2 separate regions of the Homo sapiens genome follow, and region 1 is linked to region 2. The links are chromatin loops, found by intact Hi-C in ENCODE. Cell type or tissue: endothelial cell of umbilical vein. All regions are shown on one strand.

Region 1 (8,000 bases), 98 kb before region 2:
AGGGTTAATTCATTAAAAAATAACACTTGAGGACTGTTTTCTTTGCAAGGCATAAAGTTATCACCCTTTCAAACAGTAGATATTTCACATTTAGGATGCGAGACTCCAGTTCCAACAAAGCTCATTGCACAGCTGCTACCCTGATTAAACTGCTACATGAACTCTGAGCAATGTAGCATGGTAGCCGCATGCTTCTGCTTGCATGATGGTTAATTCCTTCCATTCTCATTAGTGATTTTCTGAGCTTTGAAATTCTGATGGTACCTAGGATATAAAGCATATTTATCTAACTGAAAAACAGATAATTAGATGTAACATAAAATATGAATGGCTTTGTCACTTTATTGTAGCAGAGAATGAATGTGGGATAAATTAAAGCTGATGCTAGAACATATGCCTATTTTTTAGCTGGAAAATTTCAAGATTTATGTACTTTGGGCTTGAGAAAGAAATGGAGTTTATTTTTTATGCACTGACATCTCTTTTTTTTTTTTTTTGGAAGAGCTCTCTTAGGAATGAATGGTATGTAAATACAGTAGGAATGTAATTATAGATTTTCCTGACCCAGTTCCTAAATAATAGATATCATTTCAGAAGTGCCCCAATACCTGACCTTTTGCTCCAAGCCATATCAAAGCACACATCTAGTCTACTTTTCACTCTCATTCCTAGCCACTATGACAATACTATTCAGATAAAACTTCTAGTCCTCTACTTATGTGACTCATACCAACTTGACCTTACGATAGTGACTGGGGGTGCATATCTAGGTTCATGCTGTTTGTCCATTATTATGGTTTTGTGAGAAAAGGCAAAATTTCTAGGTAAAGTGTTATGAGGACGAATAATCCACCAGGCAACCAACTGACCCTTTCATTTGCCATCTTGTCACTTCAAACAGCTCTCCAGAACCTGCAGCCAGCACAGACCAAAGTCAGGTTTGTCTCCTCTTCTGTTGATGAACAAAGGTTGATTCCATATCGTGGCTATTGTGAATAGTGGCAGTAAACATGGCAGTATTGTATGAAAATATCACAGATAGCCCTTAAATATGTGCAACTATGATGATCTATCAAAATTAAAAATTAAAATTTATTTTTAAAAGTTCAGTTAGAAAGCTTGTAGTTCCTGGCAAACTACTACCTTTCTCGGCAAAAGAATTTGATATCTCTTAAATATTTTCTGCCTAATGCTGATAGATTGTATTTACATATTCCATTAATGCAATAAATAAAATTACACCAAAACATCAGCATTATTTATTTCCAGGGGCATCTCTCAAAATAAATTCCTCCAAAATTCACAAAACCAAAACCAATGTGAAATTGTACTCAGGGATGCAAATGTAGCCCAGTGAAGCATTTGCCCACTTGTTTGGTATTATTGAAGCACAATTAGAAAAATGTGCAATGTATGCCCAAAAATTCTATAATAAGGGCCAGGCGCGGTGGCTCACACCTGTAATCTCAGCATTTTGGGAGGCCAAGGTGGGCAAATCATGAGGTCAGGAGATCGAGACCATCCTAGCTAACACCATGAAACCCAGTCTTTACTAAAAATACAAAAAATTGGCCCAGACGTGGTGGCGGGATCCTGTAGTCCCAGCTACTCGGGAGGCTGAGGCAGGAGAATGGCATGAACCCAGGAGGCAGAGTTTGCACTGAGCCTACTCTCCAGCCTGAACGACAGAGCGAGACCCCATCTCAAAAAAAAAAACCATAATAAGAACTTTTTAATATACTATATTATAATGTAAAAAGACTAGATGTCAAACAAATTAGGTGATGGGAAGGAATTGAGGGAGAATTTTAGACTAAGCAATTGAGCAGCACCTGTTTTTCACCACAAATCTGTTACATGTATTGCTCAATTGTGCTGAATCCATATTGGGTCCTGGTGGCTATGTAATAGTCTCTTTCTTGGATAAATGTTTGTCCTCTCTTATGGTTTACTAATGGTGTACAGAACAGCATTGAATAGTGGTTATTTCCTATGACTTCCTAGATATCTCTCTCATAATCCTGAATGTTTTAAAGATCATTCTTAGATAGAGTACAGCTAGACACGAACCATAGTGGAAATCAGGTAGACAAAATTTAAAAGGAGTCTTAATTGAAGGTCATTTTATTGTCCTCAGTATTAATCTTACTTAAAACAAACCTGTCACTGAGCAGAACTCAAAACACCAGAGCCCTTTGCCAAATGTGATTTTTTACAACAGGAGCGCTGGCAGTTGAGAGGAGTATTCTGTCACACTTGAGAGAATTCGAGTCCCTGAAGATTTATATGAATGCTTAGCTATTATCGAACCATCTCTTCACAGATGACTTAGTAAATGTCTGCCTTTGCATCAGATAATGGCTTACAAGTTAATCTCCTCTTGCTCCCTGTTACACACATATACACCTTCTTCCTAAACAGCTCATAAGGTGAAAGAAAGACTCAGATTTCTGACTATGTAATTGATAATATCACACGGACTGCCTGCTCATCATCTGCTAGTCACATTGGCAGAGTTGACAGTTTTGGAGACACTGAAGACAGTGCATATATTAGGAAATAAGCAGTTTCCTGATATAAATTTTCTTGTAGTTTATAAATTACATAGCATTTATTATTCCCTCATATTTTATAACATTTAATAATAGAACTGACACATATATTCATTTTAAACTCAATTGTGTATAATAACTATCATAGCAACCCTTCAGTGCCTAAATATCAAATCTTCCATTCCTCCCATGAACATCTTGAATATATAGGTACTGTGGTTAGCTCCAACAAGCTTTTGGTTAGAATTCATTGCACTGATACATAGACATTGTTTTAAAGGCAATTTCAAATCAAAGCTGTCAGCTGTGAATCAAGCACACCTTAAAAAGTGACACATTTGTCACTAGATTCCAGCCTCTCAAATTACTGACACGCATCCTTTTTATGTAAAGATGACATTGTTCTTTCCTGATATATTGCATTCCTCATGAATTTCTTATAGTCATAGAATTTTTATAAACCATTTCAGAATCGCTGAAATAAACATCAATATTTTTAACTTTTTCATTCTGTCAAAAATATTGTATGCAGAGATATTGCTGTAAGTGTGTATACCTGTGCTTAAGAGACTAGGGCTGAAGAGAAGTAATCAACCGAACCACTGGTGTAAATGTGCGTCACATTTTTAGTGACTAGAAATTGAAATAATTCCAACAAATTTATGTGCTTTGGGCTTGAGAATTCAGACTGCCTTAGGCTAAGATAAAAATCTTTTCCTGGTACTATATACCTTCTTTTATTGAATGACTACCTGGCTCTTTCTATTATATATGCAGATTTTGTACCTCTGGTCATCTTTGTAAATGGTGCCTAAAAGATATTTGAAGAATAAGTGACCAGCAATAAGAACAAATGTCTATACAAAAGCACCCTTTAGTTGGATGTAATTCACTACTTTGAGTTGTTAATAACCTCTAAGGATGACAGTAGCTATTAGTTGAATAAACCATTATGTCTATTATTAGAACACTAGATAGTTTATAAGTCCAAACAATGCATAAAATACCTATCTCATGTTACCATTGTTTAGGTTACCAGATAATTGTTCTGTCCAATTATTCCACTTAATTTTTTGCTTGCCCATTAGCTAAATGGCAAGATAAAATTTGTCAAACGGGGGGGAATGTATTGAAAATGCTAGACAACTACACTTAAAATGAAAACAGGCCAGGCGCGGTGGCTCAGGCCTGTAATCCCAGCACTTTGGGAGGCCAAGGCGGGTGGATCACCTGAGGTCGGGAGTTCAAGACCAGCTTGACCAACATGGAGAAACTCCATCTCTACTAAAAATACAAAATTAGCCGGGCATGGTGGCACATACCTGTAATCCCAACTACTGGGGAGGCTGAGGCAGAAGAATCGTTTGAACCCAGGAGGCGGTGGTTGCAGTGAGCCGAGATTGTGCCACTGTATTCTAGCCTAGGCAACATGAGCGAAACTCCATCTCAAAAAAAAAAAAAAAAAGAAAGAAAAGAAAACAAATGCATAATTTGCAAATATTATTTTTATATTGTATGTTATCTAGGGCTTCTAAATGCATTCTTCTTATAAGCCTAGGTTTGCAATAACATTCATTTAGAATTGAGTAATTTTAAATATAATATTTTATAAAATAAAATATAATAATTTCTCTTAATTCTTTGAAAATATTAAATTAAAAGGGGGTTGCAAACTCTGCATTCCACATTTCCATCCCAACATTTAATTTTAGCAATTTTGTAGTCTGCCTAAAATGCAATCCATCATTTACTGTTTAGAAAATAGGGAATGTACACAAAGGCCTTTCAGCTTTCCCTGAACTCCATAAAAATCTTTTTGCTTCTTTACTGCCCCCCTTTGTCAGGAGTTCTGAGGAACTGTTTTTTATCTTAAGTCTCACAAAGCATTTAGGAGAATATTTAAACTTAAATTCTTTTAAAACTTATGTTCAGGACAAAGTAACATTGTATGCATTGGTGTCATATGTATTTAAATTTTGAAATTTTTAATACTGGCAAAATGAGGTTTCAATTTTAATATAAATTATTTAACAATCTTAAATCATTAAATATATTACTTAATATATTTAATATATCTAAACAGTCACAATTTTCCCATACTAATAATCATAAAAAATCTTACCCAATGGTCATATAGATATACTTAATGGAGTTTTGGGGGGGTATTTTTGTATATTAAAAAATTCATATATTTGCCTTACTTAGAAGAACTGATTAAATGAAAGTATAATATTAACAAACATATTGTTATTTTATATTTGCATTTGTGATAATTATATTTGAAACGTTCAAGATTTTCCAATGAATTTCTTTTGCATTTGCGTATTTGTGCCTTTTTATTATAAAAATAGGTGGCTTTTTAGTTCCACTGCATAAGTTTCAACATAGGTCTACAAATAGTGCATCTTTTTGAAGTTAATCATTATAATCACAAATTGAAGTTGCCTGAGCTCCAATTGGAGTCTAAATGGATGACTGAATCTTATTATTCGAAACCCACTGTTGCTACACAATATGGCCACACAAGAGAGTACACAAGACCCGTCTGATTCAGCCTCAGTGCCATAAATATTTTAATGGTTTCGTTGGAATCTGGAAATGGAGCTCACCACAGGAGATGCTTCTTCCTTTGACTCTCATTATTATTTCCTTTACAAATTAATTAATAAAAACTTAGATGCTAAATTAGCACTTGATGAAAACTTATATAGCCTTGACATTTTGATTCTGTGAGTGAATAAAAATACTTGGAGAAATAAAAATCCTAATCATGTTCAGGAATACCCACAAGGTAACAAGTACATTTTTAAACTTTAAAAACATTTATTATTCATGATAAAACATGTTGTGTGATTTAAATATAAATTTTTATTATTTGCTTTAACTTATTTCCGGATTAAAAAGTAAATGTTTACCTAGCTGTTCTAAATGGTAATCCTCATGATTAAAACAGCAATTTGTCATATTTCAGTTACAAATGATCTTTTATTATTAGTTATAGAACATAAGTTTCTTCATTGACTGAGGCGATGTTTCAAGTAGATAAATCTGTTAAAAAAATTGTGGTCATATTCTGTTAAATTCTCATACCAGGCAATTTGTTTGATATTCAGGAAAAACCTAGCCACTGACCAAAAACTCTACCTGCCTTCTCAGTTGTATCCTCTTGGACTTAAAGGGGACTGGGAAAGTTATAAGATGGTTCATGATAGTCCATCAACATCCCAAGAACAAAAACAGATGTTGTACTGACAGCATCATATGATCATATGCATGTAAGAGCACATTCATATTGCCAAATCAGTTGGAATTTTTCACGGTTGAAAGTTAAATGAAATGCTTAGATGTATGAGTCATCGGAGTTAAAGACAATTACAGCCAGATTTATGGCTGTGCTAAAATAAAGCTAGTTAGAAAACAGACCAAATTCCATGACGATACCAAGTCTGACTAATGATTCACCTTAAATTTCGGAGCAACATTTATCCTCACTTGTTTGTTTATTTGACAATGTGCCCTTATCCATTAAGTAACTAGGAGGAAGGGAAAAGCACTACGTGGGTGAGTGACAAGACACTGACACTGATTTGTGACTTTGGATAATTCCTGGATGCTGTTATCTGTTTTGGCATAGAGATGGATCTGTAACTGCTAATAATTGCCGACTGTGACCATCCCAGAGGCCATTTACTTAACCCAGGTATTTCAGACCTGACAGCCCGAGGATAAACACGATTTCCCTCCATCACTAACTTCATCTGCAGGGCCTAAGCCTCCTTCACAGTCTCTCCAGTGATTTATTGGCATCTCCAAGGGTATCTCACATGTGCTGAAGAACAAATCTGCTCACTTTCATCTGCTTGGTTTTCCCTTTTGAAATCTGCTGCTTTAAAATTACTAAGGGAGGAATCATGCCTGCTGCTACCCTTGCCAGTGACCTTGCAGTTTGTGCCCTGATTGTTCCAATTACCACAATCAAAACAGAAGCGTTTGCAGTTACTGCAGTGCTCTCTCTGTGGATGTCAGGTCTGACTCAGAGAGCCAGGCTGGGGAACAGCCATTTCCACTCTTGTACCTCTGCAAAAGGACTTCCATGTTCCGTAAACAGACTCCCACCTCTCATTTTCCCCCCAAGCAAAGCATCATAAATTAGAGAGCATGTAACGGGAAAGAAAATCCATTAGCCATTTGGGTTCAGTCAGACAAGCCAGCTCATGGAAAGTTTATACAGGAAGGTCACATTTCAATTGAGATCAGGAGGGTGAAAGGGTCCAGCTGTGTGATGAGAGAGAGAATGTTCGGGAATGTGGAACAGAGGTATCCAAGGCAGAACAAACTCGTATATGAAGGCTTTAAGGGTGTGCAAATCTAGCATATTTTATGACATAAAAGAGTCCTGATTAGCTAGAATATGATGAATGTGAGAAGAGGTGAAGGCTGGAGATAGGAAAAATTATTCCAGATCTTATAAGCTATAGTAAGAAATTTGCATATTATATATAGACTTGTGGGAAGCCATTGGATTTTGTAAGAAGGAGATTAACATTATCTTATTTATGTTATTTGTGATTTATAACCCCAAATGTGCCAGATACAAACAAACCAAAAATAATAATAATAATAATAAGAAGAAGAACAACAACAGCAATGGAACTGTGGTGATGGTTTTGGTCACAAAATGCATATATATCTATTTTTCACAATGCAAAAATATTTCATTATTTCAAATTTTAACATAAATGTGGGTATGCATGAGCTTACAAATCTTGAAGTTTATTGGGGAATATTGGTGAGCATGGTTTTTATTGCATGGTCACAACTTACTAATGGGAAACATCTGAATACCTATTGAGTTAATGCATGCACATTTTTATTTTCCTGGAATACTGAGAAAAAGGTTGCTACATAATGTCTTGATAGCTTCTAAGTCATGGCTCAAAAGTGAATGTGGAATCTGCTAATCGGAATGGACTCAGATTCAGCCAAGTTCTCAAAAACATTTGCTTTCATAGATGTCTTCAAGAAACAAGGAGTCTTGAATTTAAATTGTGAAGTGTCTATCTTAGAATAGAGAGATTTAAAATCTGACTGTATTTTGTTTAAAAAAGCCTATATAACTGTATTATATAAAATTATTTATACTACAGTTAAAAAAAGAATCCCATCCTATTTGTGCCTAAATAAGTGCCTGCTTGTAGCATGAAAACTATTTGTTGAGGGTCCTTAGATCCTCAGAGCATGCTGTGAAAGTAGGTACAATTGTTCTTTCTATATAAGCCTCTTAAGATAACAGATAATTGCCAGAAATACAGCACACAGTACAAAATTACCTTGTTTTACTTTTGCCACAAAAAACAATTTCTTTTGGCTTTGAGCAATAAAGTCCAATGATTTTTTTCCTTTCAAAATATCTTCCTCCCTCTCCATAAGTTTTATATTTATTCACGA
Region 2 (8,000 bases):
TTGAGTAATAATTTTTGTTTTTGTTTTTGGTATAGTATTTTAGCTTAAAGCTATATCTTGTCAATACTTTGAAGACCTGACTCCATTTTATTCTCCTATGCTGTGTTGTTGATGAGAAGGCTATTGCAAATTTAATTTTTGTTTCTTTACAGGTAACCTATATTTTTGTTGGTAGTGATGGTCATTCTGAAAGATTTTGGAGCTTTTTTATTCTTAGGTGTTAGGAGTTGAACTTTTCTCCTAAAATAGGCTCAAGTCCTAATCTCTAGCACCTGCAAATGTGACCCTCTGTGGAAAAAAAAAAAGTTTTTGCAGATATAATCATATTAAGAGAAGGTCATACTGAATTAGGGCAGAACCTAATCCAATGACTGGAATCCTAAGAAAAGGGAATTTTGAATATAGGCACACACAGGGAAAATGTCATGTTATGACAGAGGCAGAGATTGGAGTGATGTGTCTGCAGGTCAAGGAATGCCAAGAATTTCTGGTTAACCACCAGAAGGAAAGGGCAAAGAAGGATCCTACCCTAAAGCTTTCCGAGGGAGCAGCAGTAGTGAATCAGCACCTTGATTTCAGACTTCTTTCCTTCTGAACTGTTAGAGAATAAATTTGTTATCTCAAGCTGCTCAGTTCATGGTAATTTGTTATGATAGTTCTAGGAAACTAACACATTAGGTTTCTAAAAGTTATCTAGGACATGTCTAATTATAACTCCTATTTTATAAATCCTATTTAACACAATGTAAACCCTTTAAATTGGAGGACTGTGTTGATAGCAGCCTTTGCTGAATAATCCTGGTTGTTGTTCTAGACGTCCTTCCTGCTTTATGTTTTTGTTTATTCTGAACATGGAATTTCTCTGGGAAATAAGCTGCCCTTTCCCATCCAATACCTTGTCACTGCGTACATTCTGGCTGTAGCTTTCTCTGTCCTTGTTTTTTTTGTTTTGTTTTGTTTTGTTTTTTTACCATTTGATCCTGTCTACTTTCTAGCTTCTAGAATTTTTCACAATTTCTAGCCTAGCGTTGAAAAACATCCTTGTTTTTCAGGTTTATTCCCTATAATTATATTTTCTTTCTGTTACATCAGTAGAATTGGCTGGCAGAAAAGTGAATGAATGTGCATTGCTCAATCTGTCATTTTGAGTCAGGCCACTGATTTTTTAAAATTTATTTATTTATCCTAGTTAATTTTTTCCCATAAGGCCTTTCAAACCATATTGGCATTAGAAGCTTTTATGTTATTTTTTCACTTTGTCTAGGGTCCAAGCATAATTTGTGGCTGCCTCTGAAAATAAACAAGGTAGTTTTTCCCTCCATGGCAGAATTATTGATTGGTTTTACTCAAGCTGAAATTCTAAAAATCTCATTCATATCGGAACTAGAGGGTGTATGGTACTGGGATAAAATCTGTTACCTAAGAGTCACCCCTAATGTCTTTTAGTGTGCCCAGGTTTAAATTTGCTATGTTCTAAACTAGTCATGTGTATCATGTAAGCCTTAAATTTGAGAGAAGGCTAACTTGTCTTCACTAGTAATACTGCTGACGTAGGTGTTTTTGCAAATGCCACAAATAGTCCGATTAGATTTTGTGGTTTATAGAAACACATACACACAAATACAGAATTACAATTCTTCCAGTATTTTTTCCTAAGGCAAATTTAGCACTGCAGAAAGGTCCTCAAGTTGCACTTACACAGGCAGATAAACTTGTGTGTGTAGCACAGTCCCCAAGATAATCTGCTTAATTAGCTGGAATCAGTTGAAACAAGTGTAAAATGAACATGGAACTAAGGATTTCAAAGGTAAAACAAACTGACAATATACACAAGGAATTGAGCAGATTTTACCTCTCATTTTTATTTCATTGTGTGTGTGTTTTTTTTAATTTTTATTTTTTTAGGAAAACTTTTTCAGGGATCTCCATTATATTAGCTCTAGGTACATATTTTATATCTCAAACTTCAGCAGCAGGGCCTAAGAAAGTGGAAGAATAGATTAATTTACATTGAGATGATTTTTTTCCTTTTTTTCCCCCCTTGGCATTTATTTTACATTTCGCAATGCTTCAGTCAACCTGAAAAGTATGGCAAATAGGATAAAGAACGCCTATATAACTTCTACCCACATTCAACAAACAAATATTAACATTCTGGCATATTGAATTTGTATCATTTTGTCTTTTAATGTGTAAAAGTTAAAGACATAACTTGAAGCCTCCCTCTCACTCCCTGCGTTGTGATTTTCCCTCCGTCCTTAGAGGCAGTCACTGTTCTGAGTGGGTTCTTTCCATTCATTTTTCAACTTTTCTTCCTATGCATTTCAAAAGTTTCTCTACTTTCCCTCTTTATTCTTCACTCCTTAAATGGATATATACTTTGTAATACATATTCCTTACACCTATCTTCCTCCCAGAGCAGGCAAGGATCTTGGCTTTACCACCCCAATCCCCATTCTGCCCAAACGAATCTGTTTTTATTGACATGTATTTCAGTTTCACCTTTTGTAGCTCTAAATCTTTTATTTTGTCATCAGTAGTTAATTAAATTTGCCAACATATTTTACCAGTTTTTATATTCACTATTTTTTCATGCTTCCTATTATTTTTCTCTAGGTTTCATCTTCTTGCTATAATACATCTTTTGGTCATTCTTTCTGGAAAAGCATGGTTAGTAAACTCTTTTAGTTTCCGTGTATCTGAAAATATATTTTCCTTTCCCTCCTGCTTAAAATATAATTACTTATTTACAGCATAATTATGCATACTCTATACAGTGTAATAGAATCCTGGGTGGACAACTGGCATCCCTCAGCACTTTAAAGGTAAATTATCATTGTTTGGGGGCACACTTGGTTATACCTGAGAAGACTACCGTTAGTTTAATTACGGTTGTTTTGTGGAAATCTTTCTCCTCTGATAGATTTAAGGGTGTCTTTTTTTTTTCTTTATTTTTGATATTCTGAAGTTTCAGTAGGATGTGTCTGGTAGACTTATTTTTATTTTTCCTTCTTAGCCCTCAAAATGAATTGCCAAAATTAAGACTTATATACTTAATCAAATCCGGAAAATAATTATTAAAATTTTGAATTCTGTTCCTCTCTTTTAAAGCTAAAATAGAATGTTTTATTAATTGTTTAGTGTTAGCTGTCTTTCTTAAATTTTCCTCATATGGTCAGGAATATTGGTTTGCAGGCTAATATTGACTGGAAGTTTCCATTTCAATTTCATCCCTCCAGTCTCCAGCAGAAGTTTTACAGTTACTTCTGCCTAGGAACCAGTGCAGAACTGGTGATTTTGAGTTCCCGTGCCTCAGTGACTGATGTTAACAATATCTCAGACTAGTCATTGAACTAGTAGGCAGTTTCACTCAGGTGGTAACTGAGAAGCTTCCGCCTACTTCCTCCTCCTCCAGCCAGTGCAGCAGGGACCTTTCCAGAGTTTTCTTCCCCCTAAATGAAAGACTTTGGTGTTAAACAGTGAAGAGGGCTCTGTCCCCTATCCCACCGGAGATGGATTTAGTTTCCATCATCCCATAGGATCAACATTTTTTGGTGGCAAAGGCTCACTTCTGGCCCCACATCCTGGCAAGCTGAATGTTCTGTCTCATTTAGCACTGTTTCAGTTCCATTTCTGGTCTGCAAAGATCTTTGTCTTGTTTCCAAAAATGGTTGTCTTGGCTGATGCATTTGGAAAACAATTTTCTATTTATATAAAAGTGACTTAATTATATTTAAAACTATATTGTACACAAATACATGTATATACATGTACTTTAGATTTGCAATGCTAAGAACAGAACACTCAAATTAACATTTTTAAATGTATTGTCTTTCTGTACATCATTATTTTAAAAACATACACAAAGTCCCAGAAGCAAGTATGCTTCTTCATTCTTAAATAAGGAAATCTGTGTTGACTGTATGTTCCTTTAAGGTATTTGAATACAAATCAACTGGGGGAAACTCACAATCAGATGTGAAGCATTTCACTCATTTTCACATTCAGCAATTAATTGCTTATTTCTATGGCACTGAAAGTCTACTGTTTTCACTGAAATACATAGTGCCATCTACTGGTTCAATTGTCGTTAAAAGGACAGAATCAAGCAAAATTTGTGTTGGTGGGAACTCACATCACGCCTAATTCCATTCTCTTCTTTTCACCCTCATATGAGAGCTGAGTGAAGAGCTAAAAGCTGACCCCTGATCTAAATCACACAGCTGTTTCAATTCAATAATGGTATTATCTTTATCAGTGACTGAGAACTCCAGGACTTGAAGCTCATTAGCTTTCTCCAACTTTTTTTTAAAGTATTTTTTTTAGTAGAAAAATTTTGTATTGAAATGTAATAAATTAAAGGCACCAAATAGTCTTTTATATTATTGCAACATAAGAAGAAATACTTTAGCTTCTAACAAAATAAGGTAGCAGGACATAGAATCTTTACTGCCACCATCATTAATGACTTGTTCCTCCTAGGAGAATGGTGGGGCTGTTAGTTGCTTGGTATATTTGTCAGTATAGGGCTCAGTAACAAGAAGGAAGCATCAGGCTGCATGGCTGAGGCTATGAATTGATTTCAATACTAACATAAAGAAAACAGCTAAGTTAGACGAAAATGGCATATCCCAAATAAAAGTTTAATTTATATGTTAGTGTATTAAAGCTTTAGAATATAATGGTAACTTTCCTATAAAAATCATGTCAGTAAATATTTACAAGACAGGTTTATTATATCTCAATTGGATCTGAGTTTGGCTGACAGTCTCAGATTCAACCCCCTGATAATTATCTTCCTGGGGTCTGCAGCCCCCACAGGCACTTTCATTGTTCACTGAATCTTAAAATTATGGAGACCTTAATATTTCAGTTTGTCAATAATACAGTTTCTAGGCAACCATATTACAATTCCTCATTACAATCTCCAGACATAATCAGCTGCAGAGTTTTAGATCCATCTAAAACTGATTAGCAATTAATCAAATAAATTTCAGATTAGAGAATCTCAAAGACTCAATATTGCTTTTAACATAAATGTTTTAAATCTCAGTTTCTAATAAGGCAAAACTTAATTTTATTTTCAAAATAATTTAATTTAAGGCATCACAATAATGGATTAATTTAAAAAAATTTTAAAAACCTTTTCCCTCAGCTCATAATCATCAGGGTTGTGTGTAATAATTCTATGGGAAAACAGAATATTAAAAATATCAGCTGCTTGAGTTGAACATTGATCATTCTGATCACTCAGTCTACATTACAGACACAAATCAATATTTGAAGAAGAAAATCATTTCATAATTTCGGGCTAATTAAGATGGTGATAAAGTTCAGTTTGCTGTTAAAGTTGAGTAAAATATGCAGTAAACACTAATATGTAGGAGGAGAAATAATTGAACTACTATAATAACTACATCTTCATCAAACGCTGGATACAAATTTTATTAAATGCATGAGGGGATAGAAAATGGGTGTAGAACAGTCAAGACTCAATTTTCTCTTCCAAGGAAGAAAATCTCCCAAGTAGTAGAAACTGAGACTTAGCAGTCAACAGCATAGAGTATAGCAGTGGAGTCCATGGGGGCTGAGCTGCACACCTATGATTCATGCACAATATTTGCCACCCAGGTTAAAGAGCCCTCACAGACAACTTAAAATCAAAGTTGGTCCAGAAAAACACTATCTCAAGTGATATGAAGCTGCTACTGTCACTAGTCAAGCTAAGTCATCCAATAACGATTATCCAGGTTTTTCATTAAAATCAAACATTTTCCATACGGCAATGAGAGCTTTTGACTGGCAGTGTGTAATAGCACCACAGCTTTTGGAGATAAAGGTAATAAACACCAATGGAAATTATCATTTTAAAATGCGGGAGAAAAAGGTCATTTTGCAAATGTTGGTGTCAGCTATGGGAAGCCAATGAGAAATTCCTTACTGACATTCTAATTTCTCTTAAGTTAATTAATTTTCTCAAGTTAAATTAAAAATGAAAATTTAAAGGGCCTATTATTTGCAAATGATACAATGAAACAAAACAATATGTGACAAGCCTTTAAATAATAGTCCTTTGTGAGAACAGGAGGTTGGTAAATAATTGTGCATTAGAGAAACTATATTCATGTCTAACTAGTTTCCTTAATTTTGCAGTAACTAAATTGTCACCTATGACCCCCCTTTCTGCTGTCTATCCCTGTTATAAACTGAATTGTGTGCCCCTAAAGTTCATATTCATAACCCCCAATGTTAATGCATTTGGAGATATGGTCTTGAAGGAGGTAATTAAGGTTAAATGAGGTCATAAGGGTGGCATGCAATAGGACTGACGTCCTTATAAGTAGAGGAGACACCAGCGTTCTCTCTCTTCATGTGCACAAAGGAAAGGTCCTGTGAAGACACAGAGAGAAGGTGACTGCTTATGAGCCAAGGAGAAAATCCTCACCAGAAAGCATCCCTGCAGGCACCTTGATCTTGGACTCCCAGTCCTCATAACTATGAGAAAATTAATGTCATATTTAAGCCACTCATCTATGATATTTTGTTATGGCAGCCCGAGAAGAATAATACAACCCCAAAATTCCATATTGATCTAATTGTGTACCAGTAATACAGAAGGCAAAGTATTAGATGAAAACCATTTAGAAAAATCCAAAATTATTTTTTGAAAGTGACTAACAGTTAACCCGGCTATTTCTACTTGTTTTTTTTTCTTCTTCTTCTTTCCCTTTTTCCTCCTTCTCTTAGTGTCTTCCTAGTAGAGGTAATGTTATTGTTGTCATTATTGGTATCATATAGTGCTACAAACTTTAATTAATGACTCATATTAACGCTGTAGCCACCCTTTGCCAGTTTTTAGACATGTAACAGCATGGGAACTAATTTTTGTAAACAATCTACTACATACTATTTTGTTCTAGGTTTTTGATATATGATGTGTTTTTTCAAATTCTGAATTGTCATCTTTATTTTTTTAATTAATTTGGTTTTTTTTGATACAGAGTCTCACTCTGTTGCCCAGGCTGCAGTGCAGTGGCGTGATCTCAGCTCACTGCAGCCTCTTTCAAGCAATTCTCATGCTTCAGTCCCCTGAGTAGCTGGGACTACAGGCATGCACCGCCATGCCCAACTTATTTTTTTATTTTTATTTTTGTATTTTTAGTAGAGATGGGGTTTCACCATGTTGGCCAGGCTGGTCTCAAACTCCTGACCTCAAGCAATCTGCCCGCTTTCGCCTTCCAAAGTGCTGGCATTATAGGTGAGAGCCACCCGGCCTGCCTGTCATGTTTACTTTAAATGTCTATTTTAAATATAAGAATAAATTATCCTGGTTAAACACTTAGAATTTGAGGGAGGCAGAAATCTACACAATTATGCTTGTAATTGACCCCAGAGACTGTGGCCTTTGCACTACACCAGTTTGCCTCAGGAACACAATTTTCCCACAGTATTTCCAAATTTACATGTTAGCTGGGCTGATTGTGTTGGCTCATTTAGTTGGAAGGTAGCACTAATGGGTCCAGGTGCAGAGTTTCGATTTCTGCAAGCCACGATTAGCTTTATTATACTACTTGATCACAATCGTACCAGAATCTGATTTTTGGTAAGATTTCTGGTGGAAATGAAAGAAAGAGAAAAAGAAAGAAAGAAAGAAAGAGAGAGAAATAAAGAAATCAACTTATTTAAACAAAATACATTGAAAGTGCAAATATAAATATATAAATATGTTCCAGAAATATATATTTCTAAAAAAAATTTAATTTCTTAATTGTATATCATTTTGTTTTTGAAAATATAAGTATCCTTGTGTCAAAACTGCTTTTTGAGGAAAAAGTTGTCCACCAAGTGTTTTCTTAAATGTATAATGATAATTCTTAAAAAATAATCAACAATACTTTGTTTCAAAACTACAGGTTTTTAAAATAATATTTGTTTTTTGGATCTTTGTGGTTTTACTTAGTTATCAATATTTCTCCAAATTGATTCTTTTTGTCTAAAAA

Evidence for each region. Peaks named below come from ENCODE experiments on the same cell type or tissue, not always from the same donor. Only the 100,000 strongest peaks of a DNase experiment are listed, where the experiment ranks them.
Region 1: a loop joins it to region 2, with 2.5 times the contacts of the local background. A loop is called at or near these places in 6 of 110 quality-filtered maps.

What each region holds. Positions count from the first base shown.
Region 1 is chr4:89,751,796-89,759,795 of GRCh38, reverse strand. The region is part of intron 4 of SNCA (synuclein alpha); the gene reads left to right. Among named protein-coding and RNA genes, the nearest start is that of SNCA-AS1, 81 kb to the left of the region's middle. In endothelial cell of umbilical vein, a CTCF peak has its summit at 4,386; DNase peaks (open chromatin) are centred at 6,005 and 6,715; H3K27ac peaks cover 2,416 bases.
Region 2 is chr4:89,654,193-89,662,192 of GRCh38, reverse strand. No RefSeq gene overlaps it. Among named protein-coding and RNA genes, the nearest start is that of SNCA-AS1, 180 kb to the left of the region's middle. In endothelial cell of umbilical vein, a CTCF peak has its summit at 4,072 (motif pointing left); a DNase peak (open chromatin) is centred at 4,062; H3K27ac peaks cover 498 bases.